7 separate regions of the Homo sapiens genome follow, and all the other regions are linked to region 1. Evidence: chromatin loops called from intact Hi-C (ENCODE). Cell type or tissue: heart right ventricle. All regions are shown on one strand.

Region 1 (4,000 bases):
AGAACAGTTACAGAAAGAAAGCTGAAATAATACACTGTCAGGACCTCTAGCTGCAGGACCACACCATGTGGGAGCTTGGGGGGCCTCTGGGCTGCTGTCTCCTAATGCTGGACACTTCAGGAACACTGATGAGGACCTCCCGGTGTCTCACCTGCAGTACCACTGCCGCAGGGGAGTTCTCAGAAGGGGAAGGTAGCCAGAGAATGGGCATGGCCCTGAGGAAAGCATTTATGGACGGCAGTAGTGCTATTCCAACCCCCAAAAGGGATACCAAATTCAAACAATTTGGGTAAAAATAAAGTTAAAAACCAGTCCATGTGGCCAAATACATGCTGAGGATAAGAGAAGACAGGTAATGGGGGTAGAAGGGGGTGACAGAATCCTAACAAGGCTAAAGAACAAATATCCTCTTACAGCAACCCTGAAGTATTTTAATGGATAAGAATCTATAATTATGGTTGCCACTACCAACAGGTACACAGTGACACTCCATCTCAAAAATACCCTTTTCACAGTACCCATCTGATTACTCAGCCTAAGTGTTCATTTATTTAACAATTCACCCTGAGTAAAGTCAGTTGTAAGTCTTCAACATCGAAGTGTATTTTAATAATCAGGGCAGTTCATATGTAATCCAAAAGCCTTTCATAGATCTTATTTTTTTCCAGGGCTGCTATCATAACCTTTCAGAGAACAATCAGCCACAAAATGGTGGGATTCCTGAAGTGCCAAAAATTACAGTTACAAAGTTTGAAATGACCAAGATCTACCCAGGACTGATGTGCTATTGAACAACGTATCAATGGAGTTTAAGATCTTTCCATGCCTACAGCTTTAAGGCTGCCTCAGAGCAGAATAACTTACGTGTCTATACACATTCTAATCCCCTTTTACCAGAGAGGAAGGCTACCATTAGAATTCCACCCTTTTTCTGAAAAGTTGTGTGTGCGTGTGTGTGTGTGTTTTTTCACAACGTTTCTGTGCGCTGGAGAGTTAATTATCTAACCAGGGGGACTGTCCGGACAGTGTTTGATTTAAAAGGCTCGAGGCTTTAGGTGCTCAATTAAGTAGCTATCGGTCTCAGACTGGACTATAATGGGCTCTTTTCTCTTTAACTCAAGCAACGGGGAGATATACCCCAGGTCAGGCTAATTAAAGCCAGGGGAGTCTTTAATTGTGATGACAGAATCGGTTTCAGTTTCCTTTCTTTGGGTCCTCAGTCCAAGAAGGTCGTTAATATTTCAGCATTTGGGCAATGCAATCAATCACAAACATCAAGAGGTTCCTTATACAGGGAAAACGGAAAAGATGGGAAGAAATCCCACCAAACCACTGCACTTTAAAGGTGCTTTGCTCCTGTTTGAACAACACCATGTAGTTTTATTCCTGTTTGCCCGCTGAGCTCCAGCTCTCCTTGCTGGCATTAAGAGATGGAGGGCAAATCGTATTTTTAGTTTACTATCAATGCTTAGCATCTTTCAGTAACTTCAATGACCAATAGGTGGGCTTATTTTCAACTGCATTATTACTTCAAGCAAAATACATGCAATATGAAACGCTACCTGGCTGTGTTTTCTAAACTGCTTTTGGGCAAGGAGAGGTACGTTTCTGAGAGTGTGGCTGAAAGGTATATACATTTGTACCTGCAAGTAAATATCAGCAACCTATCTGAGGAGAAAAAAGCACATCCACAGCTACTGATCCAGAAGCAATTGGTTTTCCAGCAGGTTCCTATATTTAATCTAAATTCTGCACCAGCTATATTAAATGTAACAAAGAAATGCAACCCAGAAATTATGCCTGGAGCCAAGTCCATTAAAGGTACTTCGGAAAAACTAGAGACCAGGCACCTTAAAAGCACCAGAAGCTATTGATACTTAAGAGGGGGGCTGTGCATAATAGGAAAAAAAAAATCAGCCAAATTACGCTTGGTTAATTCAGAGTAACAGATCTGCCCCCAAGTGAATTGGAGGCCTTGAATTAATTCTGTTATGACAAATCAAGATAAACGTTCCCCCTAAATTGCATGCGATTTAATTAATTTTTGAGATCCTGTTTTTTTTTTTTTTCTAGCTAATAGTTCACATGCTCCTGTGCTGTCATTGTGCTTGAGTGGGCAGACTTCAAAGTGATATTAAATAACCAACTATTAGATTTACCTAGCACGTCCTATTGGAAAAGTGCCATTTAATTACCTAGCCTGTTCAATTAAAGGGACAGCATTCTCTGAATATAGCAGCTTGCTGTTGATTACCAGGGAAATGAACTCGCTGTCTGGCGGCGCCTCCATTCCTAACGCCACCCCCTACCCAAACACACCCTCCACCACCAACTACCAATTCTCCCCACCCTCGCCCCAGGCCCCCACCCCCGGCCGCGCCGGGCTCACTGCGGCTGCGGGCGCCACGTGAACCGCCCGAGTGGAGCCCGGGGAAAGAAAGCGCGACCCGCTCGCCCGGCTCCCGCCCTGCGCTCGCCCCCTCGTGGGCCCGAGACCGCCCGCCGGCTGGGCGCTCTGGCTGCGGCCTCGGGCGGCGCCGGCCCGGGTGCTGGCCGCCTAGGGAGCGAGGGCCAGCCGACGACCGCCACCCTGGCTTCCGGCGCGTTTCCTCGCCCTCCCCGGACCTGGAGCCCCACCCGCCGGTCTCCGAACTTCCTCCTCTCGCTGCACTTTCCGCGCCAGTCTTCGGGCCCGAGGTGGGGGTGGAGGAAAGACGGTTCGAGGAAGAGAAACGGAGTTTCCGAAGCTACTTGGGGCGCTTGGGTGGAGCTGAGGGGTCGGGAGCCGGGGGTGGGGGAAGGGGCAGTCCCAAGGTTCCCCTATTTTTGTAAGATGGGGGGGCCAGGCAGGCGTTGGTCCCTTTAAGATCCACCCTCCCCCTCCGCTCTACAACCCCCCCCCCTTCATTCTTTCCCTCCCTCTCTTAGAGGCCAATTTTGTTAATTAAATGTTTTGTTTGCGACGCAGCTCTCATTCATTGCGGACACGTCATTCGGAGCAGATCTAAGCCAGAGACCAGATCTCATTAGATAAAGCCCATCAGAACTAAGAAAATGGAGGAGCCACTAATTAAAGCTTTTAATTGTGCGGATTCGCTGCAGCAAGGCAGCCGCTTTATCTGAAATCTTGGAGGGAGAGGAGGCAGAAGCCCAGCTCTGCCCATCGACACTTGGCCGCGGAGGGGGAGGGGACTGGTGAAAGCGCCCCCTCATCTTGCAGCCCCCTCCCCCGCGCTCAGGCCGGCCTTTCCCAGCTCTCCCGCAGCTTTTTAGCAAGACCTTGGTTGTTTTCAAAAAACCACAACTCAAAGTCAAGACAGTTTAAAAGCCCCTCAGTAAATCGCTATGTGGTCTCAGTCGGACCAAGGGGTCCCCTTCACCTGGCGGCGGGCGAGCAGATTACTCCACTCTTCTGCAGCGGTCCCTGCGGCATTGAAAGCTCCTCCAACAAGTGGACTTGAGGGACATTGGAGAGGGGGTAGCTGAGAGGAACAGCAACGTCTGCACCTTCCCACCCTTTGGACATCCTGATGGGCTGAGAGAGGAACACTGAAGGAAGACTTCAGTAATCTCTTAAATTGGAGGGGAAGGGGCGCTCAGCTGCTGGTGAGCCCTGAGCTAAGTGTGAGGCCATCAATTTCGTACTGAGCTAGAACTCATCTCTCCTAGAAAGATCTAAGGTCCTCGGGGTAGCATGTAGTTCAAGAGCGAGCCTGGCTCCAGTTTCCAGATTCAGAGGGAAAAAAGGAAGTAAGAACGTAGATGCCATTAATTAAGGCTCAGGGCTGGGCACACATCCTCCATTGCTCCATTAGGGCACAGGAAAACACCAAAAGGCCATTTACATTTGGCCCCAAGAATAGAGAAAAGAATGGACACAATTCCCAGGAAGCCACTTGCCTAAACTTGTCCTGGGGGAATACAAGCGGACCCATCTTCTTTTTAATTAGTTGTAATCAGAAGCGAGGGTTTTTTTTGTTTTTTGTTTTTTTTTTTTTGA
Region 2 (4,000 bases), 100 kb before region 1:
GTAATCCCAGAGCTTTGAGAGAGCGAGGCCGGAGGATCACTTGAGGCCAGGTGTTCAAGACCAGCCTGGGTGACATAGCAAGACCCCCATCTCTACAAAAAATTTAAAACTTAAAAATTAGCTGGGCTTGGTGGCACATGCCTGTAGTCCCAACTACTCAGGAGGCAGAGGTGGGAAGACTGCCTGAGCCCAGGCGTTTGAGGCTGCAGTGAGCTATAATAGTGCCACTGCACTCCAGCCTGGCTGACAGAATGAGACCCTGTCTGAAAAAAAAAAAAAAAGAGGAGAAGACAAATATTAGAAAGACTACCACTTGGAAATAGTATTGGTGCATGGTCATACTGACTATAAAAGGGAGCACTAAAACCAAAGAATGGGAAAATTGGCCCACTATGTGGAAAAATGTACACTAATTCTTTTAGGTGTCTCACACAGATCCCTTCCCAGGCTTTTCCACCCCATTTCAAATCAAATTGACTATTTCCTTGAGCAAGGGCAATTATATTAATTGCAAAAAGTTTTCTGTTTTCCATCTACCAAAGTTTACAGCTCAAACATTTAAGGTAGTGTCTTTCTGTTGGCCACATTTCTATGTCTCTTTCTATTTCTGTTCCTATTAACTACTGCACGGATCTGAGTAATGCAAATACTAAAGATGTTAGCTTTCACTTTACTAAATATATCAGCTATAGCTGCCCTTGAAAGCCAGGACTTGCTCCTTCCCTTGGTGCCACCTTGAAACCAGGATGGGAAATTTACAGGTCACCCTAGGTTTTGAAAAGAAGCCATCCATTTCCAAGTTGCAATCTACTTGAAATAATCTCCCCAATTATGTGGAAGTAATTTACTCTATATTTACTTTCTGCTTTGGACTATCAAATATCTCTTCCTCTTACCCCCGGAGGCAGCAGCTGGGATTAAAAAACTTCTACTACCTGCCTTGCTGGGGCTGCATTATTTAACTCTTTCATGCCTATTTAAGAGCAGGCAAAATTTGCACCAAATGATAACTGAAGTCCCGACTAGCCCTAAGATGTATTATTCTACATTAAACTTATTTGTTTTAGATATAATCTATTTCCAAAACTGTTTATTATTTTTAGCAAAAATTATTTGCAGCAACACTGAGGCTGACCTATATAAAGTTAAGCAGTTGAAGGTAAAATATTTAAGTAACAAGTTGACGCATGCAATGCCAAACTAAAGAGTAGATGTATTGTTTATTTCAGGGTCAGACAAAAGCTCAAGTGGTGCTAAACCTAGAGGTCCCATCAGTTGGGTCATGTCTCACTTTCCACATGAATGGAATGCCACCAATGAAGGCAGCCAGGGGACTGTTTTCTTTCTAATTCCCTATGGTGGGTGTAGCCCTCCAAATCTCAGTGCTTCCTGGTGTTCAACTTCTTACGGAGAAGAAGAAAAGTCTTTTAAAAATAAATCTTGGCCCCTCACATCTCAGAGCCATGGGTGAGCCTGACTTGCTTTTGTTTTTAATAATAGACTACCTTTTAGAGTTGTTTTAGGTTTACAGGAAACTTAGGCGGAAAGTACGAAGAGTTCCCATATACCCTCTCCCTACCCTACCCCTACTCCCACAGTTTCCTCTATTATTAACATCTTCCATTGAACATGACTTTTTTTTTTTTTTTTTTTTTTTTTTTGAGACAAGGTCTTGCTATGTTGCACAACCTGGACTTGAACTCCTGGGCTCCACCGATTCACCCACCACAGCCTGCAGAGTAGCTGGGACTACAGGAGCACCCCATCAGGCCCGACTGAGCATGACTTTTTGACAGGGTAGTCCAGGTTTGCTATTCTTAAGTTCCCGGACCTTAAGATGGCAAAGAATACTGTTAGGCCCATCCCTGTTCCAAATAGGACTCACTCAATCTGTAGCCCTTAACCAGCTTCTAGGGCCAAGCCATTCCTCCTACTAAGAAGCCTTTGTCACAGCAAAGGAAACTGACCCAGAGGCAACCTCCCCTAAAAACAAGCCAGACAAGGGAGGGGGCAGGGAGCAGACAGCAGGAATGGGCTCTGGCGAGGGCCTGAGGACAGCAAGTTTCAACACGGTACTTTTGAAGAGATTGTTGGCTACATTATCCTATCTAATTACAGTGGCATAATCCTTACATGGCTAAACTATTTATTAAAAACAAAGCTGTGCAACAATTCAGCAAATGTCACGGTGCTGTTATCAGTGAAAGTTGCTCCCACAAACCGCTCTTTCGGGGTGTGCTGTGCTAGGAAGAGTCTTTTCCGGGTGCCTGGCCCTTCTTCTGCACCAGTTTTTAATTGCTAATGAATTAAACTTTCCAAGGAGATAAGAATAATGTTGTTTTGTTTGCACACAGATTGCATGACTAACAAGGACGATATAAATAAAACCATTCCAAGTTTTATCTGCGGGTGGACAACAGTGCCTGTGTTCAAGTGAAGCCTGGGATGGCTCCCACACAAGATTAGGTTGTTATTGCGGAAGCTGAGGCTTGCACACTGTTAAAAGCCCGAGCTAATATGTTCGCTTAAGACATTATGCCTAATTATGCTATTTGTCAGTAAGGGAACTTGTTCCCCAAACCTTAAACTATCCTGATGCACCAGTGTGGGTCTGAGTTCTATAAATAAGCCAAGTGGACTCTGTAGGATTCTGAGCTAACTATGCTCCATGGTGTTTATGAAAATGGGCAAGATCCGATCCTGGTGCATTCTCTACCTTCGGGATGATATGTATTCCTACTTGGACCAGTAGCTATCATAACAAATATATGTGAGTAGAAATGTTTGTGCTTTTATTTTTGGAAACTTACCATAAAAATCTACAAGCATTTCCTATAAAATACAGAGTTCTCTGTCCATCAAGTTGTTTGGGAGAACTGAGGAAGGAGATGTTTATTTATGAGTTTGTTTTCAGTTCAAAAAAGGAATGCCTTCATGAGCAGAAGAAATGACTGAGATCTGGAGTTCTGAGTCATGATTTGGGCTTGGCTGGTGGCTTTAGGAGAGTTGAGCGTCCTGTGGTTAATGTTTCTTGTCTCTATGCGGGTGTGGTGTGCTATGATAAGAACGCTAGCCTTGTTTTGGCTGAATGTTGAGTGCAAGGATCCTTTGCTGACGTAAGACCATCTCGAATGGCTAGAAATTCAGAATGGCTAGAAATGTCCCTAAGTGTTGTGTGTGCCTTTCTCTTTGTCCCAACCCTAACCTTAATTGCGTGTGTGTATGTGTGTGTGTGCATGCACGCACACGTGGTCAAGTCAAGCAGTGTAGAAATCTGAGGCACTGGTAGCCCATTGGGATGCCTTTGTCTGGGCTTCACTCATCATCAGTCAAGAGGCTTCAAAAATCAATTTAGTTTGATTAACGGGAGATTGAAATCCCACATCAAGGCCTTAGGAAATCTCATGGTGAATTAAGTCACGTGGATCATTTCATACCTCAAACTTCCTGTGGCTTCCAGGGAGAATCCATAATCTCCAGGAGTTGGTGAGGCAATCATTCACCCCCAGACACATCTGGACTCTGACTGCAACAGGTAGAATCTTAACTCTCTCCAGCCATCCACATCTCTACTTCCAGCCTCTTTCCATTTATTTTCCAAAATACTTAATTGCTAATGAATTAAACTTTCCAAGAGTGCCCCTCTTAGAACTTAACGCTCAGTATCATCATTTAAGCTTATTTTATGATTTTTCAACGTGTCTAGAAGTGTGCTCATTATTTCCTAAAACTATATCCTTTTCCCTGCACCCCACATTTCTTCCTAGAGGACGCCCATTCTCTCTTTTCCCTTCCATCAGAGCTCTAACCAAAGCCCATGGTTGCTCCCTACTCTCTGACTTCAATTCCTCATTCTTCCTCATTCTCGCTTTCACTGATGCATGCTCTTATCACCTCAGTTCTCCTAGTCTTTCATCATTCTAACCCACTCATAAATACTATTTGTATTTGTTTACACACTCAATCAAGAACTTTTTACTGTCATATCTGGCTTAACATT
Region 3 (4,000 bases), 180 kb after region 1:
TTAACCAGGTGGGTAGTTTCTCCTAATGAACATTTCCATGAAAACAGAATAACTAATGACAGTCTTAAAGAAGCCTTTGTCTTTCCATGTACTAATGATCACATTTATAAATATGCAGCAAGGCCCCCGTGTACATTGCTAATGATAAGTAATTAAGTACCAGGCGTGGGAAGCCAGTGAAAAGGGTCATGTTAATGCAAGAGAGGAAATTAAAAATGCAATAAAATAAGTTGCCTAGAAAAGATTAAATAAACTTCTGGCTTCTCCTTCTTCCAGACGTAAAAGAACAGTTTCCCCATTCTTGTAGTGAAGCCATGGCAGGCCATTCAACAGCTGGTTATCAAGTCAGACAGTACCAAGTGATCCACTTGCTTTCTACCTCCATCCCCATTTTATCCTGCAGGATTTCAGGCAGAGGGTGTGGCTCAAAGTAAAAGGCATTTTGGGTCACCAAAGGAGAAGATGAGCCCCTTGGAAAAAGGAAACAGTTGGCCATCACAGATGGATACCTTCCACTGGCTAATTAAATAGGACTTTGGTTGCTGTTGCTAAAGTACCACTTGTTTATAAAACTGTGTTGACCAATCTGGGTTTTTTTCTTGCTTCTGGAAGAAAAAGAGAGGACAAGATCAGTGCCTTTTCCAGTAGAGCAGAATAACCTTCTCATGTTGTTGGCTTCCCCAGCAGACTGCAGACTCCTGGAGGGTAAGACCACGACTCTGTGTTATTAGACACTGTAGCCCTCACACCTAGCCCTGCACAGAGGCCGTGAATGTTTAATAAACACTGGTTGAATAAGTGAATGAATGAATGTTCAAAATAAACCATCCCTAAGCCAAGGAGCAGTTTGTCCAAGAGCCCTGTCACATCGCTCCCCATCCAAGCAGCCCTGCCACCCAAACGCTGGCCCACTCAAAAGATGTAAGGGCTTTCTGTCATTCACTTACTGAGAAAGGCACTGATTCCTTCTTCAACATATCATCATCAAAAGGAACAGAAATTTGAAGCTTTAAGGAAAAAAAAAGGTCTTTGCAAAAAAAATCATATAGTTGGTTGTCAGACTCCTGTTTAGGAATTGACTAGGAATCCCAGCATCTCTTTTGAGCATTAAAGACACACAAAATGAATAAGGGCCTTCTTGGCAAAAGAAAAGGGACTTATATTTGGATCTCCAAAGCTCTTAAATAAGAGCAATTTTGATTTTTTTTTAAAGTATCTTAGTGAAGCTCTCAAACCACTGAAGATTTTTTTCTTTCAAACGTTTCGAACTCGTTGATCTCAAGTCTCTCCAGACCTCCACATTCCCTAACTGTTCTATGTGGTTAATCCCTGAGTGGGGGGAATCTAATTTTCTGCGGCTGCAGTCTCGGGTTAACAAGAAGGCAACCTTGATCTGAAGAAAATAGCAACCCACGAAAATCTAAACCTTGGCTGGCGATTTGGGGTAGCTTTTCTTGTTTAAGTTTTCTCCCCTTTTTTCTTTAACAAGTTTAAGAAACAAGTCATAAGGCAGAAAATCTAGGGTTTGGCTGTCTCTGCCCTGTTTTAAGGCTCCTTCTGAATTCAAATGAATCATTTCCTTTTACATAAAATCTTCAACGAGGCCACACTTCTTTTGTTATCAGAGTGTTGTCATCGGCAAGCCTGCTCGACTCTCATAAAGGCAATTTAGTACCTGACATTCGAGCAACGTGTGCGCGGGCCTGGATTTGCCTTACAAATAAGGGCTGCCAAGGAAACCTCTGGGGAGGCCGGCGGCCCTGCTCGGGGACACCTAAGGTGCATCTTTCATCAACTTCTCCGACAGGCCTTTGCTTCCCAGGGCGTGCTGTTCTGTACACAGCCGCCTTCCCCTCCCGAGAAAGTTCAGGACGGCGGCGGGGCCACTCTGCAAGCTTATCCTGACCCCCAGCGGTCGACCCTGTCATCGGGCCCGCACCGGGTCCCTCTCTCGCTGCCGGGCAGAGGCGAGCACCGCCCTGAGGTTCCCTGGATCCCAGGGACCCAAGCACCATTCGCTTTAATTGACAATTAAAACAAACTTCGGTTCTCACAAGAATCAACCGAGTGAAATTTCACAACTGCAAGTTTCACAATTCAATTCCCTTGAAGCAAAACCAACAGTTTCCCTGAGGTTTCACTCCACACCTCTCCATTTGTTGTTTAACTTCCCCCTCAAGTTTCTCTTCCCACACACAATTTTATTTTCAAGTCAGTCATGGAAACAGTTTAATTATGTTTCTGGGGGTCCCCGCATCCTCCCTGCCCCGGTGCTGAGTCAGCGCTTCCGCGAGCCCCAGGATGAGGACTCCAGCGAGCGCATGTTTATTAACAGAGCAGCGTGGCGCTCCCAGCGACCAGGGGGGCCCCCCCGAGGTGGCTATTTATGGCTTCTGCCCACCGGCCTGCCTGTTCAAGCTGTTTCATATTGTCAGCCACCGGAATCAAACAACCTGAAATAAGGCCTCCGCGGCCACGAATAGAATGCAGTCAGCAAACAACGTCCGACCCCGGCGGTAGAGTCGCCGGATTTAGCAAGTAAAAATACAAGATGCCCAGTTAAGATTGAATTCAGATAAACCACAAATACATTTTTAGTATAAGTATGTCCCAAATATTGCAAGGGATATGTTTGTACTAAAACATATTTGTGGTCTATCTGAAATTCACATTTAACTCGGGGCCTTCTATTTTATCTGGCAATCCTACCCAGTAGAGAAAGGAGAGGTTCTGTTTTATGGTTTTACAGCTCAGCTTCTGAGCAGATCGGGATAGTTCAGGGGGCCTGGGCCTCTCCTAAGAGTTAGGTGAGACTTATTTTTAAACGGTAGGAAAATAGTCCGAATGTGGATTCTCGGAGCCTCTCTGGAGGCTCAGACCTCCCTGGACATTGCCCCCCTTCTCAGTCCTACCCTCTTCTCTCCCTCCCTGTCTCTCTCCACTGTGGAGGCAGGACCCTGTCCTGAAGGGTCCCGTTCCCACGGTCAACCTTCCCAGTCAGCCTCAGGTGTCCTAGCTCGCAGATGTTGAAGCAAAAGTCAAAACCAAGGTAACTCTTTTTAGGGGGTAATAGATTTAACTGCAGCTGGGTCTTCAAGGGACAGGAGTAGCCATATTCTGAACTGCTATTTGTATCTACTGAAATGTAAACATTAAAAAAATTTAAAAAAAAACAAGTTTGAATTACTATCTTCCTTTAAAAAAAAAAAAGGCTACGGCCTTGGGAATACTGTACATATCTGTTACCGACAATTCTGAAAACCACCTCTGCAAGCCTGTCAGTTAAACCAAATGTTAAATGGAAAATATTTGGCGGGATTTAAAATTAGACCCGCACACATTACTTACAGATGTTTCCATGCAAAACACTTGAAACTGAACCACACCAAGTCATAAACCCCACAATGGTGTATTTTTTATACCCCAAGTTAATTTTTATTATATAAGTAGCCATATGAAGAAGGTATTGCATACAGCTTAAATTAAATACGGAGGAATGAAATCAGCAGTATCCCTTTACAGCATATGGCCCAGCAAATCAAATTACAAAGCTTTCCACATCTCATTAACTGCAATGAGTACAGTGAGTTTTCTAATAAGTCACATCTTTTTCATGTGAGTGGTGAGCAGTGACTTATTGTAAGAATTCACAGGATGACCCTTGTGCTGAAATTAAGAACTAATCTAAAATGGGCAGGGTCATCTGGTCAAGACTGATCATAACATTTCCTCATTATTGTTTTAGTTGGCATTGAAGCATATGTTTTCCTGGTGCCCCAGCTGAAAAATGCCTTTGATAATTTCACTGACAGCAAATAACCCACACACTGCCATTTAATGAGTTTGGGCAGGATTAGCTGACAATAAAGAATATAGTATAAATGTTTTTATTAGAACAGATTTATTTTTTAGCTGGGAAAAAAAAAAGAAGTCACATGGAAATGCTGAGCTGATTTCTACCCTTGTGATAGCGATCGCCCTGTTAGTGATGCAGGTGAAG
Region 4 (4,000 bases), 66 kb before region 1:
TATTTCTCAAAATGTGGTCTAGGAGCATATATAGGTCAAAATGAACGAATAGGGCATTTTTTTTAATCATCCAAGATGTTTTACTTTAATGACCAAAACAGATGCTTTGGTTTAAAGACAAATTGAGTAAGCAAATCTTCCTCCCAAAACTGTGTGCTGACGTATTTCCCCAAAATGCCATCCTTTCTCCTTTCTTCCCTACCCTCACCATGTGACATAATCTGGAGATCGCCTTTTCTAGCTCCTGTGCATTCCCTAAAGAAGAGAGCTAGGGAATCCATGCTATTTCCCCAAAGAATCTAAGCTTTCTCAGAGTAAGAAAAAGCCTATAAGCAACAAATAAGTAAAGGCTCAGCATTTCTCCTTCCTCCAAGTGGTAAAAGATGGAAGGGAAGGTGAGAGAAAGCATCAGAAGGAAAGCTACCCAGGAGAACAACTTCTCCCCTCGGCGGACAGGAGAGAAAAGGGGACAGATTGCAACAACCCACCCATCACAATTGCTCTGAGCACTCTGCCCTGCTATAGAGAATGGCTGGGTCCTTTCCCTAGTCCTCAAGTGACCTGTCTCAAGGCAGTGTCCTGGAACACCGCCTCCCTGGAGAGGGTCAACCAAGCTAGTGGCTGATCTTGCATTCAGTTGTTTTGTTCACTCCAAGTCCTCACACCCTCTGCACAATTCAGTTCAATTCAGCACGCATTTGTTGAGCCCCTACTACGTGCCAGACTCCCCAAGAGGGCAGTAGCACAAAGGTAAGTACTGTAATCTGGTTTCTGCCTCACAGCCTGTCTGCACAGGACAACACAGTTAGCTAATAATGAAGACTTTACAAATTACACAAAGCTGTGACATTTGCCAAGGAAGGACGAATGTGGAAATGAAATTGGATTTCAGTGCACCAGTTATCACTTGGGGCTGGGGCCTCTTTCTGCAACATGTGCCTTTCTACATTTGTATAAAGCTTTAGAGTTTACAAAGTCTTCCCATATACATGATCTCATTGTGAAATATTGAGAGTCAGCTTGTCTTTTGCAATTCACAGATGACAAAACTGAGGCTAAGAAAAATTAAGGACACATTGCGCTAAGATGTTTTATAAAATAATATTATTCAATGGCCAATATACAAAAAAAGGGGGGGCTGGCTCCCTATTATAATATTACGCCCTTTTAGGAGGAACTGTAAGTACTTCCAAAATATATCTTCAATTACTCCAAAGAATAAGGTTTAGAGGGAAGAAGATGCCAAGTATTATAAGCGTATTTTACTAATGGAGAAGAGGAATTAAGTCACAGCCTTCACACGGTGCCCAGGAGATAAGACAATACAGCTTCTCAGTGTCTCGTCTGGAACATTATTCTCTGGACTGCTAGAATAAGAGTCCTGTAGACGGAGTCAAACATGGGTTCAAGTGACCTCAGCATCAGAACACAAGTCAAAGACCACAGGAAATTTCCCCAATTGCACAGTTTACTGGGCAAATGACTTAATCAACTTGGACTTAAAATAACATCTCTGGGTGGGGGCAGAAATTAAAAAGACTGTCTTTCAGGAAGATGTGGGAGCTGAGGAGTTATTACCTCATAAGGACCCATCTAAAAAACTGTGCTGTAGATGCTGGATATGCCAAGCTTTGATGAGGCCTTCAGGGCTAGAAAATAGTCTACGCACATTGAAATGGGTTGGAGCTCCTCAGATGAAAGACATCTCTATAAGACATGTGGATGTGTATTAGATAATCTTTGACATATGTTTAATATTTAGATTTCCAAGATTACTCATGTTAATATCCGCTGCACATCTTACTTTTTTGCCTTTTGTGCACACTGGGAGATGTGGGTTTGGACACATTTCAAGCCAGATTTGTTCCTGTTGCTTTATTGCTGCTAACCACAGGGTCACTAAAATGAGAAAATCATCTGCTTCTTCCTCTACTGAACTTTGAATTCAAAACTTACATACTTTTTTTTAAAGGGAGGAAAGAAACATGCAAATGAATAATGAATGCAGTAAAAATAAATGTGTGGTTCTGGGCCCCATTTAATTTTTCTTAAATGACAGCGTTGTTAATGCTATGAAATATTTTCTCTGATAAATGTGAGTTAGCTAATTTGCATGAATGGCTAGTCTGTCATTTTTCTAGTCTGTTGAGTTATGGGTTTTAAAAAATAGGTTCTTTTCTGTATGGCTTTTAATATATTGTTATTATATGTGATCACTGAGCTTTCCTAATGGCACATTGAAAACATGGGTTTCATCTCTTTAAAAAAATAGAAATTAATTTTGAAGAAGTAATTTATGCAATAATGAAGTTCTTCGGATAAATGTATTTATAAGGAAAAACCATTTACACGTTATTCAGTATTTCTTTTTAACACATACACAAAAAAGAATCTATTTTCTGCCAAAGTCTTAATCGCAGAAAATTTGGGAAGTTTAAAATTAAGGCTGCTAGGGTCCCCCTTCATGCGTAAGCTTCGGTAATTTCCCAGACTGAAGAAAAAAGGGCGCTTACAAAACCTCCTTTGTGCACCTGTGCCACAATAAGTTGAGAAGCTAAAGAAAGGTCATTTGATTCTGAACCTTGAATTTTGCTACATTCATGCAAGTTAAATAATAATGTTAACAGTCCTACAGAGAGGTGTCTGTCAGTGGCCTCACTTTGAATAGAGCAAGTAAAAAGAGAATGAGCGTAGCAAAGGAAGGGAAGAATTTCAACCAGCACATCACTCCCATCTTCTTTCTTTTCTAACAGTTTTAAATTAAACTCAGTGTCCCCTGAAACCTTAAGGTCGATGCCTATGCCTCAAAATTGCCAACGACACGTCAATGGCAGTGTTTCCCCCAGTAAACCTATGACAAAAGGAACATGGATGAAATTGTAATCCATGAGGCAATTACTTCAGAGTTATAAGCTTTAGAAAATAGCATTATATGACTCCGGAAGTGCCATCTCAGCAATCATCACTGTGTAAAGCACTAATGAATAAGTGCTCTCTGGCTGCCTTAGCTCATAAATGACAGACTACTAAAATGAAGGAACACTACATCTGATTGAAATCCACTAGGCATGGACAAGTAGAAGTGAGTTGATGCAGTCAAATGGCCATGGCCTAGGGTTTTGCTTCAGCACCAAGTAGGGAGGCCTTAGACTCTAGGGTGTATAAACCTGAGTTCAAATCCCCCTTGGCTACCCGCCTGCTCCCTTATCTCCTCTGCACAGCTCCTTCCAAGTATGGAGTAAGTTCCACATGTTAGCTGTTGTTATTAATGTATTTGTAAAATGAGGAGAATAAGACCCACTTTATAGCACTATTTTGAGGATTACTGATAAGACATTTATAACTCCAAACACAATACATGGCTTTTAAGTAGCTGCTACTTGTCCTACTGTTGTGTCATTATCATTAGAATTATTTTCATTAGAAAGCAAACTATTAATAAAAGCAGGGATTGTGTCTATTCAATTTAGTGATGTGTTCCCAGCATTTAGGCCAGTGCCTGGATATAGAATAGTCTACTCAATCCTTCTCTCTTAATAGCACTGACAATAATTCAGACCATATCCACTATTTGTTTGTTTTTTAAGTGTAAGCCTCGAATTTCACACTCAAAACTAAAGCGTCCTGTGAAAGTTGCGACTATTTGGCTGGATGGCCAGTTCAAAGTAGCTGTAGATCAAGGACATGCTCTGGAATCACTGGATCTGAGACCCAGTGGTTTTTGTGGCCCTGTAACTTAATGTGACAAGGGAACTTTTCTGAGCTTCAAACTATCTCTGAAATGAGGAATAAAGACATTATATGGCTTACCTTCTCCAATTCTATTGTTTCAGGAGCCAGGTGGGATATATGTAAATATATATATTTATAAATATGAAAAACATTGGACAATGTTTCATGTTCTACAAATGTTACTTATAATAAATAGTGCTTATTATTATCCACCAATGCACTTGAACACCTTGTTGGTCTATGAACAAAAGTAACTGTATTGACCTAG
Region 5 (4,000 bases), 960 kb after region 1:
GTAGGAGCATTTTAGGTATACCCATACCTTTATTTAGAAAGATAGATGGGAATTTTAAAAAAGAAAGCCATTAAATAAAAAATGTTGGGGGATAAAACTTAGCCCTGGTTGGGCATGAAATACATTTGTAATAGGGGCGGCAGTTTATGTAAAGTAGTGCTTTGCTTTTTATCAGCTGTTTAGATTGTGCCTAAATCAGGGTAAAATTAAAGATATTGGGCTGGGGATACAGCAAATAATATGGATTTTTTTGGTTTTCTCTTTCTCTTTGTTACAGGCAAATACTTTGAAAGCAAACCGTTTTTCCCAATCAGTAAAAGTAGTACATGAACGACTACAGATCCAAATTCATAAAAGGGAAGCCGAGAACGATAAGTTGAAAGAATATGTAAAGGTTATATATAAATATATATCCATTTTTATAGCTTAAGTGATAAAATTAATGAAAGGCCATAAAGCCTTCCTTAGTTCTAGAATTTGGTGGTTTTAAAATACACAGTTGTTGACATGGGAAATACATATTTAAGGTAAATCTTAATATTTGTGGCCTAACTAAAGGTTTGGGTACAAATTTCAACATAAAAATGCTGTCTCTGTTTAATACCAATCTAGGAAGGATTTATGGAATTGAATTACTTTAAAAATCATTTCCACTTTATAGTTAATTTATATTTACTGTGGAAAATTTATAGAAAATAAATTTAAATATACCAAAATCATTGTTAACATTTTGGTGTACATTATTTCAATCTTTTTTCTCCATCTATACATATATACATACATACTTTCACACGTTTAACAGTCAATACGATGTTTATTTTTTGTTACTAATCGTAATAATTTTAAAATCAGCCCAACTTTGATGTTCACAAAATTAAGTAATTCCCTTATTAAACAACTTTGTAGGAGTATAATTAAGGGGAATTTTTTGGTTTAATTATTCTTTTGGAGTCAAAGTCACTTTGAGATAAGAATTTGAGGTGGCATATCATACAATATAAGGTAACTCTTTTTTTTTTTCCGCCAAAGGCAAAGAAGCAATATTCCCACCTTGAGAGGTTACAGAGACTCAAACTCCATTGAGTGTTGAGGACTTCTGAGTTAGATTTCTGTTTGGTTTTGCACTCCTGAATTATAGCAGATGTCTGCAGCCTGTAGCATGTTTCAAAACCATACTCGAGTTTGGGTGTGTGTGTGTGTGTTCCTTTAAAGGGACATAATGCGGGTTTATGGGGGATAATAAATTTTGTATGCTAGGGCACTGCAGATGAACTGGACTTGGTATTGCAGTGGTCTGTCATAGTAAATACAGGAGAACACATGTGATTGAATACATCTGATGTATGATTGAACATATTAGATAATCATCTTTCCCAATTTATCTTAAAGCGTAGTGGTTATTTTTTATAACCATGATAATTTGGAGAAAGAACATAAGGCTAAAATCCTAAAATTTTGCTATGAAATTCAACTATAATTTGAATTCAAATTCTTTTACCAAAATGCTACTGTTAAGAAATGATTAAAAGAAACTGTCTGAGTCTATGAATTTTTCTACATTTTCTCTCACACACTTTTGGATTTAAGGCATTAAGTGATTAAGGGGTTCAGAATTTAGTTCTTTTTGAGTTAGGTTTGACAGTGGTTTTTTTTTGTTTCGTTTTTGTGTTGTTTTTTTTTTGAGTATGAATCCAATGAACTCAATTTGGCAACATCAATCTCAACTTTTTAGTGTTGAGTAATTTGTTGTATTGAGTCTTTTAAAAATTTACATTATAAACCTCTGGGAACATCCCACAGATGCCTTCCACCAATTTTTCTTTCTAGATCTTTGTTATGTAGCAATTAGAATTAGAACGTTTTCTTATTTTCAGAAGAGACTGAGAATGATTGTCTGTATAAAATGTGACATGTATACAGACATTGCTTTGGAGATAGAAAAAGAAGATAATCAGCTTTATGTGTTCATTCATTTGGCAAATGAGAGGTTATTTTTAAATTATAAAAATAATTTGTCATTTCAGTATACTCCTTGATAGTGTATAAGTGTGGGATTTGATAAATCTGGTGAGAAGATCGTGTCTGGAACTATGTTCAAAAAGAAAATTTAGTTTCTATGTTTAGAAGTTTTTTAACCTAAGAAAGCAACTATTCATGGTGTGATGATGACACCGTGTGGACTTTTAGAGGAATGACAACAGTGTTTCCTGTGGGATGTTCCTTTGTCTTATGTCGACTTACTGTACTGCTGTTTTTCCCCAGCTACTTATGTTTTATGGGATTTTGTTTTTTAAAAACAATTTAAGAATGTATTGCTCCTTCTCTTAGTTTACTTAGTCACTCTTCAAAAAAATCAAATCTAAATCTTAATATATACTTCTTAATCTCAATTTTAGTGGCAGTTAAGAAGCTTAGATTTTGATGATTGTAGAGTTAAGTTGAAAAGTCCTAGGTTTAGCTTGTACTGTGACTCCTTTGCAATTTTTAAAAATTAAAATGGCTTTCTAAGGAATGGGAGACTAAAACTTATTCTGTGATAATTTCACATTCATTTCAGTATTACACAGGTTTTGAAAATGTAAAAACATTAAAATCATAAGTCTTTAATAGATACTTAATACTCAAATACTTTAAGTACACAGTCTTAAAATAATTTGAAATAAAAGCATCTGAGTTACCACATTAAATCACATCCCTCATCTACCCAGCCTAATATTCCGTCTCTCATCATGTCACCAAGAGGTATGCCAAAGAGATAGTCATGCCAATTAGTTACAATCACATTCAATGATAGAAACATGTCCTCAATAATACTTATCTTATGACTCTTATAGTCATTAATTTATCTAAACCTGTGTTTGGTCTTGGAATAATGACTTCCATACATTTACTTTATTGGATAAAGCAGTATTTTATTATCTTTAATGTAACTCTAGTGTCAGGGCGTGCCCCCTAAATCTAGTAAATTAAAATTTGGTAAAAAAATCTGTTTATCTCGTCTATAGCCTTCTTAAAGATTATAATCATATCTTTAAGATTTTGTCTTTCAAAGTGAAGAGTCCTAATATATTTGGGGAGCTACCAATTCCTTTGAACATTGGTACATATTTGGATTGTTTCTAGCTCAATTATGTTTTTTTAAACTAGTTTTTAAAACTAGTATGATGTATAATATTCTAGATGTGAACTAAAAAAACTATCTGAGTTAATCACAGAAGTTTTAAGGAAGTTAGTGTTTGTACCATAATCACTATAGTATCTTTGATAATGGTAGCATTAGTTTGATATAGGATTATATGTTTTAAATTTGCATCCTTTAACAGGTTATAGAGAAGCATTGGTCCCCAATGTGTAGAGGATTATTGTATTAGGCCATTTTAACATTGTTATAAATGCCTGAGACTGCATAGTTTATAAAGAAAAGAAGTTTAATTGGCCCACAGTTCCACAGGCTGTATAGGAAGCATGATTCTGGCATCTGCTCAGCTTCTGGGGAGGCCTCAGGAAACTTACAATTATGGTGGAAGACAAGTGGGGAGTGAGGCATCTCACATGGTGGGAGCAAAAGGAAGAGAGAGCAAGTAGGGAGGTGCTGCACACTTTTAAACAACCTGATTTCGCAAGAACTCACTCACTATCAGGAGAACAGCACCAAGAGGATGCTGTAAACCATTCATAAGAAACAACCCCCATGATCCAACCACCTCCCACCAGGCCCCAGCTCCAACACTGGGGGTTACAGTTTGACATGAAATTTGGGTAGGGACACAGATCCAAACCTATATAGTTTGGCTGTGTCCCTACCCAAATCTCATCTTGAATTGTAATCTTCAGAATCCCCATCTGTCTAGGGAGAGACCTGGTGGGAGGTGATTGGATCATGGGGGTGGTTTCCCCCATCCTGTTCTCATGATAGTGAGTGAGATCTGATGGTTTTATAAGGGGCTTCCCCCCTTGGCTCTTCACTCTTTTCTCTCCTGCTGCCATGTGAAGAAGGTCC
Region 6 (4,000 bases), 480 kb before region 1:
TAATCTAAATGTGCAGCAACAGGCAAGGAACACTAAGAAAAACACATATAAGAAGTGTATTTCAGATGGATAGCTAAGAACATTATAGAACTTTTGAGCTAAAAAGTACCTTAAAGACCTTATATCCCAGCCCCCTTGTTAATCCAAATGAAATTCTTGTTTGTGTTCACACAGTTTTTAATAACTAAGCTGAGTCCAGAACCTGTATCTCTTGACATCCAGAAAAGTACCTAACAAATGAATGCCCTTTGAATATTTTTATAATCAATTTCAATTTCTTGGTTTTTTTTTTCTCTTTTCTTTTTTTTTTTTTTTTTTGAGACAGAGTTTTGCTCTTGTTGCCTAGGCTGAAGTGCAATGGCATGATCTCGGCTCACTGCAAACTTCACTCCTGGGTTCGAGCAATTCTCCTGCCTCGGCCTCCTGAGTAGCTGGGATTACAGGCATGTGCCACCATGCCCGGCCGATTTTGTATTTTTAGTAAAGACGGTTTCACCATGTTGGTCAGGCTGATCTTGAACTCCTGACCTCAGGTGATCCACTTGCCTTGGCCTCCCAAAGTGCTGGGATTACAGGTGTGAGCCACCGCATCCAGCCAGTTTAAACTTCTAACTGTATTCATAGTGCAGTCAAGAGGGTGTTAGGGGCTGAACTGTGTTCACCTAAAATTCATATGTTGAAGTCTTAACCTCCAGTTCCTGAGAATGTGACTTTATTTTGAAAGTAGAGTCATTGCATATGTAATTAGTTAAGATGAGGTCATGCTGGAATAAGGTGGGCCCCTAATCCAATGTGGCTGGTGCCGGTGGAGATTGGCATGCACACAAAGAGAACATCATGTGAAGATTAGTGTTAAACTGCTAGGAGAGTGTACTGGAACAAATCCCTCCCTAGCACCTTCAAGGGAATATGACCCTGCTGACACCTTGAGCTCAGATTTTCAGCCTCCAGAACCATGAGACAATACATTTCTGTTGTTTAAGACACACAATGTGTGCTACTTCATTATAGAAATCCTGGGAAACTAATATAGAGGACAATTCTATTTGAGGTTTACTCAGTTTGTCTTTTCATTCATTTATGTATTCATCAAACATAATGCATATTAGATGCATTTATTAAGCACCTAATATGTGCCAAGCACTGCACAAAACAGTAAGGATACAAAAATGAATAAGACCCAATCCCCATATTCAAACAAACGTGACTATTCCAAAGTGTTAATAATTATGTTCTTAGGTTCCTCCTATCCCAGTCTGGGATCTACGTTTATGTGTGTGGTTCTTTCCCAATAAATATTATTTATATCCCCCAACCAACCCCAAGAGACTAGATTTCACTTCTACCTTGGGCCCAGCCTCTTCCCTGAAATATGTGAAATTGTTGCTTCCCAGGAGTAGTTACTCTCTCCAATCAGTGAGTCATGAACTGGGGGTCTAATCCAGGCCAGTGACAGCCCCTTAGCGTGCCGTTAAAGCAGGCATCTCTAATCCACCCACTACAGGAGTGCAATGAGGACAGCAATGGGTATCTGTCATGCTTTATCAGGGCCATAAAGTGAGTATTTAAAATTTTAAAGTTTTCTAATGAAATATACAAAGGTTGATTATTTAGCAGTTTATCAACTTTACCCTGCTGTGGCAAAGGGAACAGACAATAACATTGCTCAAAGGAGGCTTCAAAACTACTTTCTACCATTTTATTACAACTTTAAAGAGGACTAAAAACAAGTCTCCCAGAAGGCTCCTGGCCAGCTTTGCTGCTTCAACCCCAGAGAGCATGTTTGCATTCCTACAGCTGATGCTGCTGGAATCAGTCCCTCTCCACTCTCCCTGGGACCCCACGGTCACCGCTTCCAAGGCTGTGCCTGTGACAACCAGAAGCCAGAGGAACTGGAGGATCTCTGGCCCACAGAACGAATAGTGGGACAAGTCAGGACTTAAACTGCCCCTACTTCATAATTACCTGCTGCTTTTCTTCATTTCCCAGCTGCCCCAAATCTTTCTGTCTCTACCACCACAGTGACCACTTTCTGCAAAGAACAGTAAGAATGAATTTAAGAGGAATAAAAAATTAGACGAAGGTTATATTTACCCTAAAGCAATTTTTATGAGGATAAGATTCTCACATATGTACTACAAGAGAGGCGAGAAACAAATTGTGCTTCTCTGAAAGATGAATGAACTTCCACCCTATTTATGTTTCTAGAAATGCCTGAAAGATGAACTTTTAAGTGAATTTATGAAGTCTTTATTTTCCATGATTTTTAGTGGTTTCTATTTTTACTTGAATCTACTTCCCTTTAAATCTCACCTTTTTATTAGAAAAGTAAAATAGAGGCTCACAATGTCCAGAGTACCTCCTTTTAAATGGCAGAGAATGAGCCAAGAGGTCTAGTACATACGAGGTCTCTTTAGGGCCTCTTGGCCCTTTTGCAATTTTTGTTTTATTATCTCTTCTCAGCGGCAAGAGAGCATGTTGGGAAGCTGAAATGTTTCCCCTAGTGAGTTTATACAGGACTTTCTAGAATTGAGCCTCTGTCTTAGTGGCTACCATTCTCCCACCTCCTATACTAGGTAAGGCGATAGGAGGATGTACAATTGCACCTAGAGAGTTTAGATAATTCAAAGTGAAATACAGACAAAAACACAATTTCCAGCAAATGATTATGAGACCACAGAGGGGGAAAAATTAAGAAACGTATTATTAGAGTTACATATTCATTCACTTCTTTATTCAAAAATGTTTATCAAGCACCTACTACGAGTCAGATCTTGTGCTAACCACTAGGGATATATGTTGCACAGAAACAGACATGCTTGCTCTTCCCACAGAGCTCACAGTTTGATGAGGGAGAGGCATCAATCAAATAATGATGTAAAATAATTAATTAAAAGTACAAGTATTAAGTGCTGTGAAGGATAATTATATAATGCCATGTGAGCATAAAATAAGTCAGTTTTACCCAGTCTGGGGTAGAGATTGGTGGCGGCATCTCAGAGGTGTGCCTGAGAAACGTATTTATTGAACTAAGATTTGTTTTTTAACTGTAGGAATCAACTAAGCAAAGTTGGAGGGGAGGATGAGAATGGGGTCAGAAGCATATCAGGGAGAGTGCAGAAAGAAGTCAAAATGTCCCTTGTCAAAGGAAGATGGGCACATTTAAGGATATTAAAGAAGTCCTGTGCACCTAAACCCCTGGGGAGAAGGTGCGAACTGAAGCTGGAGTGTGGGTAGGAGGCAGCCAGTCCACGCAGGGCTTGGCAGACCCTATTAAAGCTATTGGAAGTGATCCAAAGAGCAATGGAGAGCCACTGAAAGGCTTAAGGCACAGAGAGTAACGTAATAAGAAACCTGTTGTTCCTGCTAGTATCGAGGGAGTTACCTGCAACCCAAAAAACTTTGTGCTACCCCCTACACTACTCCAAGTCCAGATCCACATCTTCTAGAAACCAAAGTGATACCAGTTTACCAGGAGAATCCTAAAGGTTCACACTAATTTCATTTCCTTAAACACTGACTGGACAATTTCATATTCTTTGGCAAAGGAGGATGACAAATAGGTATTAAAAATCCAGCAATCTGGACCACACACCTAGCAAGATTAGCAACTAATAATAGATTTAGAAAACAAAATGTTCCATTTGGAATATCTTAGCAAAGCCACCTACTAACAGAGTAAGTGAAACTTTTTGAGTATTATTTTTGTACTACTTTTAATTTGCTTCTATGTCTATACCCAACTTCGAACACAGCACATACTATAGACTATCAAAGATTATCAAAAGTGATAGTAATGTAATTTAAGCTATTTACCTTCAGAAATAATGAGCTGATTCATAACAACAGAGCAATAACCACACTTCCATGCCACTGGCCAAGAAAGCCTGGCTATTACCCACATTTGAGTAAATCACACCACAAACACATGTTAATTTTGGCCACCCCTCCTTACTTAACTAAATGTTTATTTCAAATGATCTGAGCTTCCTGCATTCAC
Region 7 (4,000 bases), 350 kb before region 1:
CAGCGCCACTACATGTGCCCTAAGACATGAAACACCTAAGACAGCACCTTGAGGCATATTTTTCAGTGCAGAAGTAGCAGAAAACAGAACATGACTCCCCACCCCTTCTTTATATTCCAATGAGATTTGCTAGTTTAACCAGAGCTGCAGTACAAAAGCACTTGTGGTTCATGTTATATTAATAGTGTGGCCTGATTATCAAAAACCATTACTCTTGGTTATCTTGCAGCGGCTGTACAGAGCTGCTATAAGTCAGAGTGACTGCCCACACAGTGTTTGCTCCATGCTTATGATAACAGTATTCTTAATGCAAAAGTGCATTTGTAAAATTATTGCCTTTTAAAGATCAGATCTGTTATAAATGAGATATGATCACACAATTGCTTTTCTCTGTATAAAAAAATTAAATACATAAATTAAATGTCAGTGTCCTCCATTGTCGTGGCTTCCTACGGGTCAGTTTACTTGTGGTCAAACTCTGAGGTATGGCTTTCAAAGCAGATGCGTTGTTAGCTGAATCCTGGCCAGAGGCACAAGCAGTTGCTTTTCTTCTCCTTTCTTTGATGTTGTCTTCTGTAGTTCTGATTGCGGCCTTGTGGATCCAACCCTTTTTTATGCTTGTCGAGGGGGGCTTTGTTTGGTTTAGTTTTGTTTTTTAAACCAGTAATGATAATGGATCGGAAACCATGCCATTTCCCTATAGATTCAAATCATTGTTTCCGGTTCTTTGCAGAACTCCATGTGGCTCAGAGTGGCTGCATTCAGAGCGCCTTAATGCTAATGCCACCGTGGTTGACTTTTTAATGTAGCCCTCCCTCGCTGGGACACTTTTTCACAAGCTTGGGTTTTGTGTGGAGAAGAGACAAAGACAGGAAGGAAAGCAACACTAATAAAGTAAAAGAACTCAGCTTTAATACTCACTAATCTCCTCCTCTAGGTTATATGTCTCATTATACATGTTACACCGACCGGGAGTCTGAGAGCTATGGCTTTACTTGTGCAACGCAAGGGACTCTACTGCCGTGCATCTTCCAACACTCTCAAGTTCCTTTACAAACAAAAATATAAGGGGAAAATATACAGGACTCTCCCTTCTGCTTTTCCTGTTTGAACAGCATCGTAGAATCCGTGATTGTTATAGACAGTTAAGCTTTTCAGACCTAATTCATTAAAAAAAATATTCATGACAAGTTGTTTGAAATGTGGTCCCTTAAGCTTTTTCTGTCTTTTAGAAACTGTTTCATATCGCTATCTAAGAAGAAAAGCCAGCCAAGATTTACATTTTAATTTAGTTAACCAAATAGTTCAGACTGTGTTCTCCAAAGACAAAGACTGGTCTGTAAGTGGGCCGGATTTTCCTGTATTTTATTGCTGTAATTTGCATGAGAAACACCAGATCCTGTATAATTGTTGCTTTGTTGTTGTGATACGAGTAGCTGTTTCCAATGTCAATAATTATAACTTGAAATGAAATTTAGTAGCAGTTAGGGGGTGGGGAGTGGAGGCGACTGCCAGCCAGTCAGAATTTCACATCAAACTAACCACAGTCTAGCCTTCTAAATGTGATGCGTGCAGCGACCAGGCTTCCAACAAAACTCCACACAAAGTAAACAGAATGAGCAAGTCACTTGAGCCTCCCCACACTATACATCTCGTGTTATGCCATTTTGTTTGGTGTCTAATGAAGAACTAGCATGTTTTATATATGATGGCTGCTAATTGCTTCATTAGCCATGCAAATCATAAAGGCAAACTGTGTCTTATCATAAAATCAGTAACTAGGCCATTCAAAAGCGAGGCTCAGGGAAGCATTATTATGTCCGTGCTTCTTTTGCGCCTGCATTCTTTTTTTTTTTTTTATGACTTTGTATTAAGTTGTAGCATTTTCCGTGTGGTCATTTGTTCCTTTAGATTAGTCTTCAGTTAAGATAAGCATGTAATGGATGAAGCAGCGAGGGACCGTGTCGAGATTGCTGCTGCGGCGGCGGCTCTTGGCCCAGCGATGTGAGCTGATCCACCCACCACTTTCCCCGAATGCTCTCAACTTATCTGAGAGGGAGGACGTTGTGAAGAGGGACTGCAAAATCTTGGGTCTGCCCTTATAGCTATGTGCCTGCCTCGGCTCTTTGTCAACATGGGGGAGATTCAGTTGCTAAGACCCACTGCTGCACGGTCTTTTAAAGGTAACACGAAACCAGCAGAGTGGAAAAAGAAAATGAAAGTGGAAGCAGGATAGAGAACGGAACACCTTCTAAGACCCCCTGGCTGCATGGGGTGTCCTGACGGACAGTTATCTCTTCATTACTGGAAATTTGGGCCCTCCTGAGCTCCTTATTCCAGATAATTAACACCTTAGTGTTGACTAAGGCTATGTCCCACATTTTCCTGATAATCAACTCATAGCTAATAAGACATTTTGTTGTCCTTATTGTTTTTCTCATCAGAGGAAGGAGAAAAATTCAATGAAGGAATCTTTTTAAAAACCCATACATTCATAACAAAATTAAAATCTTATAGTTTTCATTAAATCACCCAACCCAAGTACTGCAGGCATATCACTGGAAGACCAAGGAATCTTTTACAGTGAATATAATTCCAGGCTAACTAGCAGAGGTAGTGTCAAGGCAACAAAGAAATTCTGCCTGTGCACTAATTCCTCACCGCAGCTGTTGGGGTGTTAGATTAGGAGGCTGTACACCTTTCCCAGGAATATTAAAGCAGACTGTCTAACCGCCTGTGTTTGTCCTCGTAGCCTCATTCTTGCTGCTAGCAGAGCATGTCCCAACTGTTGTCAATTTATCAATGTAACGTGCACTGGTGGGCACAGTGTGAGCAGCCATTAGGACAGGTGCCTCTATCCATCACAGCCAGTCACTTATTCCACCTTGTCAAGGAAACTAAATGGAGCTTTTGGAGAAATGTAAACAACTCTCTAATGGACAATCAAAGCACCACTTTCTGAAGCAAACAAGAGGAAGAAATCTGACAAGACATTTTTAAGGGGGGAGGTGATACTATTTAAGTGTTTTTTAAAAGAATTTTTAATGGTCATGGTTTTAAAACACTGGGGTGAAGTGGGCTTGAGGGGAAGTAAATAGGAGAAGTAAAACAGCTAAAGCAAAGCCCTTCTTGTGGCCAAAGATTGAGAAATGAGTATTATGACTTGGTGAGATAACTGAGTGGAGGGACCATTGACTATTCTGGGGAAGATGCACAAAATTGCCAACAAAGTTAACTTAATTAAGAAAAAGAAGAAGAAGAAGGAAAAGAAATCCTAATAGAAATGGAAGGCTTGTAGTTAATCATTTTTTTATTGATATGTTTTTAAAGTTCCAAATGTACATGAGGAGGACAGAAAAACACTATTTAAATATTTGCTCCCCAAGACCACCCTTCATGGCACAAGCCTAACTTAACAGATGGCTTTTTCACTGTGTCCCAGAACACAGAAAAGTCAGCTTTGTCAAACCAGGAGGAGAAGCAAATTCTTCAGAAAATGGCCTGACTTTAACCCCCTGCTCGGGGCTATTCTTAGATGATGAGCATCGCACTGTTGGGATGCTGCTGAGGGGAGGAGAAAACCTCCAAAGTAGCAATTTCCAGCATGGGCATTCAGGACTGCACCTTGAATGTCACTGTGAAGTGACGAGGTAGCCAGGGCACACTGTGGAGCGCAGGTGTTCCTGGCATGGCAAGCCCGGTGCTTTTAAGCAGATGGACAGCGCCACACTGTGCCAGCTGAAGCTTCTGGGTGGTCTTCCAGGGACGCTTTGTGGTTATCCATTCTGGAGGCAACAAAGACTGGAGCTGCCAATAGCTGCATCATGGGGGAGGAGAGCTGGCCAATCTCAGAGCTGAACGCGAATAAAGAGAAAAGAGATGCTCTAGGAAGAGGTTGCCTTCTGGGAATCAGGTAGCAGCAAAGGGTCAAGAGGTCACTGCAACTTTGCCAGCTGTCATGTCTGGGAATAAATAAGGAGCATGAATTGAGACTGTTGAA

The links. Hi-C counts contacts between places; a loop is a spot of excess contacts. Peaks named below come from ENCODE experiments on the same cell type or tissue, not always from the same donor. Only the 100,000 strongest peaks of a DNase experiment are listed, where the experiment ranks them.
Region 2: a loop joins it to region 1, with 2.4 times the contacts of the local background. A loop is called at or near these places in 5 of 110 quality-filtered maps.
Region 3: a loop joins it to region 1, with 3 times the contacts of the local background. A loop is called at or near these places in 13 of 110 quality-filtered maps.
Region 4: a loop joins it to region 1, with 2.5 times the contacts of the local background. A loop is called at or near these places in 20 of 110 quality-filtered maps.
Region 5: it touches region 1 in a loop (5-fold over the local background); 12 of 110 quality-filtered maps call a loop at or near these places.
Region 6: it touches region 1 in a loop (2.5-fold over the local background); 12 of 110 quality-filtered maps call a loop at or near these places.
Region 7: a loop joins it to region 1, with 2.3 times the contacts of the local background. A loop is called at or near these places in 21 of 110 quality-filtered maps.

Annotation. Positions count from the first base shown.
Region 1 is chr1:87,333,941-87,337,940 of GRCh38, reverse strand. All of the region lies in intron 2 of LMO4 (LIM domain only 4), which reads right to left. Among named protein-coding and RNA genes, the nearest start is that of LMO4, 7.1 kb to the right of the region's middle. RefSeq lists a silencer at 2,312-2,681. In heart right ventricle, a CTCF peak has its summit at 2,482 (motif pointing left); a DNase peak (open chromatin) is centred at 2,550; H3K4me3 peaks cover 3,181 bases; H3K27ac peaks cover 3,699 bases.
Region 2 is chr1:87,434,733-87,438,732 of GRCh38, reverse strand. No RefSeq gene overlaps it. Among named protein-coding and RNA genes, the nearest start is that of LINC01364, 65 kb to the right of the region's middle. In heart right ventricle, no CTCF peak of the experiment used is centred here; DNase peaks (open chromatin) are centred at 2,002 and 3,042; H3K27ac peaks cover 2,286 bases.
Region 3 is chr1:87,149,987-87,153,986 of GRCh38, reverse strand. All of the region lies in intron 2 of LINC01140 (long intergenic non-protein coding RNA 1140), which reads right to left. Among named protein-coding and RNA genes, the nearest start is that of LINC01140, 22 kb to the right of the region's middle. RefSeq lists enhancers at 1,615-2,213, 2,214-2,812. In heart right ventricle, a CTCF peak has its summit at 1,910; DNase peaks (open chromatin) are centred at 1,876 and 2,366; H3K4me3 peaks cover 1,082 bases; H3K27ac peaks cover 3,040 bases.
Region 4 is chr1:87,400,203-87,404,202 of GRCh38, reverse strand. The region is part of intron 3 of LOC105378833 (a long non-coding RNA gene); the gene reads right to left. Among named protein-coding and RNA genes, the nearest start is that of LINC01364, 31 kb to the right of the region's middle. In heart right ventricle, no CTCF peak of the experiment used is centred here; no DNase peak of the experiment used is centred here; H3K27ac peaks cover 1,288 bases.
Region 5 is chr1:86,378,636-86,382,635 of GRCh38, reverse strand. It overlaps ODF2L (outer dense fiber of sperm tails 2 like), which reads left to right. Exons shown (of 17, transcript NM_001366781.1): 7 at 278-394. Among named protein-coding and RNA genes, the nearest start is that of ODF2L, 16 kb to the left of the region's middle. In heart right ventricle, CTCF peaks have their summits at 1,978 and 2,179; no DNase peak of the experiment used is centred here; H3K4me3 peaks cover 2,371 bases; H3K27ac peaks cover 640 bases.
Region 6 is chr1:87,814,662-87,818,661 of GRCh38, reverse strand. All of the region lies in intron 1 of LOC124904212 (a long non-coding RNA gene), which reads left to right. Among named protein-coding and RNA genes, the nearest start is that of LINC01773, 90 kb to the left of the region's middle. In heart right ventricle, no CTCF peak of the experiment used is centred here; a DNase peak (open chromatin) is centred at 1,826.
Region 7 is chr1:87,682,502-87,686,501 of GRCh38, reverse strand. No RefSeq gene overlaps it. Among named protein-coding and RNA genes, the nearest start is that of LINC01773, 220 kb to the left of the region's middle. RefSeq lists enhancers at 353-968, 1,951-2,452. In heart right ventricle, no CTCF peak of the experiment used is centred here; DNase peaks (open chromatin) are centred at 1,520 and 2,134; H3K4me3 peaks cover 2,168 bases; H3K27ac peaks cover 2,425 bases.